2 separate regions of the Mus musculus genome follow, and region 1 is linked to region 2. The links are chromatin loops, found by intact Hi-C in ENCODE. Cell type or tissue: heart. All regions are shown on one strand.

The links. Peaks named below come from ENCODE experiments on the same cell type or tissue, not always from the same donor. Only the 100,000 strongest peaks of a DNase experiment are listed, where the experiment ranks them.
Region 1: a loop joins it to region 2, with 9 times the contacts of the local background. A loop is called at or near these places in 14 of 42 quality-filtered maps.

Annotation. Positions count from the first base shown.
Region 1 is chr7:103,386,022-103,388,521 of GRCm38, reverse strand. No RefSeq gene overlaps it. Among named protein-coding and RNA genes, the nearest start is that of Olfr603, 3.3 kb to the right of the region's middle. In heart, no CTCF peak of the experiment used is centred here; no DNase peak of the experiment used is centred here.
Region 2 is chr7:103,306,212-103,308,711 of GRCm38, reverse strand. No RefSeq gene overlaps it. Among named protein-coding and RNA genes, the nearest start is that of Olfr596, 2.3 kb to the left of the region's middle. In heart, no CTCF peak of the experiment used is centred here; no DNase peak of the experiment used is centred here.

The DNA.
Region 1 (2,500 bases), 80 kb before region 2:
CACAATACCACAAAAACAGTCTTTATGCCACATTCTGAAATTCTTCTCCTTTGAAATCTCTTGGGCCTGATCAACAAAGTTCAAATTACTACCAGCAACAAAGTCTTCCATATTCCTACTAGGATGACCCATTAAGCTTCATTAAAAGCATTCTACTGAGTTCCAAATCCAAAGTCACAAAACCCTCGTTCTTTCAAATACAAGCATGGTCAGGCCTATCACAGCAATACTCTACTCCCAGTACCAACTTCTCTCTTAGTTAGGATTTCACTGCTGTGAACAGACACCATGACCAAGGCAAGTCTTATAAAGGACAACATTTAATTGGGGCTGGTTTACAGGTTCAGAGGTTCAGTCCATTATCATCAAGGTGGGAGCATCGCAGCATCCAGGCAGGCAAGGCACAGTCAGAGCTGAGAGTTCTACATCTTCATCCAAAGGCTGCTAGTGGAACACTGACTTCCAGGCAACTAGGGTGAGGATTTTATGCCCACACCCACAGTGACACACCCATTCCAACCAGGTCACACATATTCCAACAGGCCCACACCTCCAGATGGTGTCACTCCCTGGTCTAAGGGTATACAAACCATCACAGAAGAATTTATTTTCAATTAAAAATAAGAAAATATTTTAAAATACTTTAGAAATAAAAGAAAAACTTTAGATTTTGAAATGAGTTGGTTTCAGGTAAATTTCAATCATCTCTCTGATATGACTGATATGTAACAATACAGTATAAAATATATGTACTGTGATATGTACCAATATGGTATAAAATAAGCAATCAGGTATTAAGAAAATTGTATGAATGAGCATGGCATTATAGAATTCAAAATGAAATTATAAGAAGCACTGTACATTGCTTTGATGTCAGAAAAATGCATAAAATGACAATGAAATATTTGAAAATATGGTTCCAATTATAAGACTATGATTAAAATAATTACAGAAATTAAGAGCCATAAAAGCTATAAATAAAAGTTGGCTCTATAAAAAATGATGATCCTTTGAAGCAAAACTCAGGAAAGACTCCAGAGTCCTAAGAGGGGTTTTGAAACTGTAGAATTCTAATGGCATGATAGAACTCTCCCATACACTCAGCCCCTGAACAGACTGAGCGAACCTGGTTTCTCAGGGGACTTGCCTTATCTTCATAAAGTCTATACCTGGAGAAGCTTGTAAACTCAAATCCTGGGCTTCCGGGCACTGTGGGAAGAGGCAGCACTTTGTCCTTCTTGATCAGGGAGCGCAGGTCTTGAGCCTGTGTTGTGGCTCCCACTAAAATGTCTTACAGCACATGAGTTGGTCCCTGAAAGTGGATGCAGAGGACTTACTGGAGGGTATATCAGGTGATCCTAGTTACAGGTGCAGCACAGGTAAAAGTGTTATCTCACTTTCTTCCAGCTTTCATTATGGAAAAGAAGGCTGTACACAAGACAGATAGATTGCTCTCTGACAAGAGCCTTGGTAAGTGCCTGGTGTCCGGAGCTTCAATAAATGTTGAGTCTTAGTGATCTCTTGGATATACTTGGGATAGTTTTAATGGAAAACCTCCTAAATGTGACCCTGTAGTATGGGATCTAATATATGTGTTATTATATGTTAATGGGACAGATTCTGAAAGGTGGTTAGTAAATTTAATTTTGAGCATAGTTTGTGTGATAAAGTGCCAATTTGAGCCAGTCTTATATTGTTCAAATAGAGTCAAGACTTTCATACATGTTACTGGTTTCACAATGTAATTTAGAAGATTTATGAATTTATCCTGGAAACTTTTTTTCCCCCTAAATAAATGCCCATAAAAGATTCTTAAATGATTATTCCATTTGTCACCTGATTAATTAGGCAATTTGTGCTTTGAATGATGATTTTAAAGTGCTGGCTCCTAATCTAACTGGCCAACTTTGATTCCAACCTATACGTAATGGTGTGAACTCAGCTCACACAGTGAATTTTTGTCTATATGATTGGCGTGATGCATTTTTCTTGCAAATAAGATTTTAGAACTGGGGCTACTCCCATGGATAACAATAATGAAAATGTATTTCCTCTTAGTGTGAACAAAGCCTTGGAATTAAGGCATTTTACTCAGCCTCCTGTATGCAGTCATGTTGATGATGGTCATAGCCTTTACAGATATAGAAAGGAAGACTTGGGAAATGATTTGTCTAAGGCCAGTAATAAGTGGCAGAGTCAATTTGTAAATGTGTGGTTTTTTTAGACCCAACCAGTGTGTCCATCCACCATAAATAATAGATACTCAATCATCCATGGTGAAGTAAAGAAATTTATGTGGATATAGAGTCCATAAGTGAATAAAGCAGAATGGCTCAGAAAGATCTAGTAAGAGGATATCTGAAAGAATGAGAGCTTCAAGTAAGTGCATGCTTATAGCACTGTTGAGAAAGGTGTGTGATGAAGAAGGAGTATGGGGTGATGTTGCTTTAATTTGTAGATACGACATCAGTCAAAGGGCAATGAACTCCAAGTCCTGTGG
Region 2 (2,500 bases):
AGAAATTAATTTACTAATTCAATAAACATAGAAACTTGTTAGGTAATTGGGTAATTTTATCATGCTTAAATAGTAAAACCTCAAATCTAACTTTACAATCCTTCCAAATACATATTAATATTTTTAAGTTAAAATAGTCTCTAAAAACAACAAAAATAAACAAATCTTTTAAAATACTAATATTTTTAGATTCAACACAGGAAAATAAATTTTACCATCCACTAGAAGCTATTATTTTTTTAAGACAGAAGAGGCAATAACTATCAAATTAATCTATCTTATCTTGCCAGATTTGTAAGTTTTCTAGTGAAAATGTGAACAGAGAGAAATATGCACAATCCCCACTTCCACTGCTGAATTTAAAAAGAATTTTTGTTTAGAGTATACAAATATGTCTTCAAATACGTTTAAAGGTAATGGGGAGAAATAAGAAGGCTTAAACTGACATTTTACAAAGAAAATATACAAATTATTGAAATTATCCAAATCACCAGGTATCTGTATTTGAACAATAAGCACATAATGACAAAGTGCCTGGAATTGAAAACCACGGCAGAAAGAATTCTAACGCTGGAACAGTGGGCTCTCCATTAGACTCAGGAAGATGGAAGGAAGAATGTAGATGCTGGGATTATGGCACATTGTAAGTTTAGTCATGTTTTATATCCACTATTTTACAAAGAAATTAAACTCGAAAATCGTTGCCCAAGACAGAATGGACACATACATCTAAAGAATAAGACAAAAATAGTCATGCCAGCTTTGTTCATGACTTTTCTAGTGTGGAAATAACTCAAAACACCTGCCAATAAGGGAATAGTTTATATAAAGAGAACCTATTTGGCAATTAGTATGGATTAATTATTAATGCAAATAGATAAACAAATATTAAGTCATTATACTTAGTTAACATACCTTTAATTAAAAAATATTTACTTAACACACCATATATTGTCCAACACGTATGAATTGTTTACAAAGGAAAATGAAACTGTGTTGTATCAGGTGAGCTGTCAAGGGTTAAGAGGAGTCAAGAGTAGACTTGAAATTGACACAGGTGCTAGATTTAAATTAATGACAAAATATTGCTTTACAGTGGCATAAAATATGTAGGTATAACTGCCTGTCAAGATGTATGAACATGTGTGCATGTATACATGTGTAAATTTCATCATAAATAAGTCAAATTCAAGTCAGGACAAAGTGTAGGAGGTTGATTTTTTTTTCAGACACTTCTACTCTTTGTTTTTATGAGTTCATCTGTTTACTCCAGCTAGAAAGTAGATTATACTGTGGTTATCTTTCTGTTCCTTAGCATAATGCTCCATAAAACCATCCATATTGTTGAGAACAATATTCCTTCATTTTAAGGGTATCTATCTATCTATCTATCTATCAATCATTGTTAAAACCCAAGATAATATCATTGTATATTTAAAATTCTCCATTGAAAATTGGTATGAAGTATAGATCGCATCACAGTAAGTATAAACGCCAACCTTTTATAACATGCAATTTACAATTTGCTTTAACTAAGACTTATACTTCACAGTGAACTTTAGAGATAGTATATTTACTTGAATATGAATTATTTTCACTCAAGTAATAAAAAAAATATACTAAAATTAGGTTGCCAATTTTCATGGTCATATTATAAAAATATAAAATAAATATCCTAAAAGATTAAAGGTTATACAATCATGTTTTTTGTTTTGAATTTGCCTTTTATTTACGATATAAGTCTTATTTGTACTGGGTGTTATATTCTTTGTATTTGTTATTCTGCTCTCAATAAGGGACTATTTCCCTTTCAACCTATTCATCATAAGGACTCTGATTCTAGGAATACTATTTTATATATGAGATCACACAACAGTCTACATCTCAATTCTAAAACACATACTTGTAATATATTAATTATTTTACATTTTAACATCCAGGGGTTAAGATACAAAATGCCTCCACAGTACTTGGAGTTCATTACCCTTTGACTGATGTTGTCTCTACAAATTAAAGCAACATCACCCCATACTCCTCCTTCATCACACACCTTTCTCAACAGTGCTATAAGCATGCACTTACTTGAAGCTCTCATTCTTTCAGATATCCTCTTACTAGATCCTTCTGAGCCATTCTGATGACCATCATTAACATGATTGCATACAGGAGGCTGAGTAAAATGCCTTAATCCCAAGGCTTTGTTCACACTAAGAGGAAATACATTTTCATTATTGTTATCCATGGGAGTAGCCCCAGTTCTAAAATCTTATTTGCAAGAAAAATGCATCACGCCAATCATATAGACAAAAATTCACTGTGTGAGCTGAGTTCACACCATTACATATAGGTTGGAATCAAAGTTGGCCAGTTAGATTAGGAGCCAGCACTTTAAATCATCATTCAAAGCACAAATTGCCTAATTAATCAGGTGACAAATGGAATAATCATTTAAGAATCTTTTATGGGCAATTATTTAGTGGGAAAAAAAAACCTTTCCAGG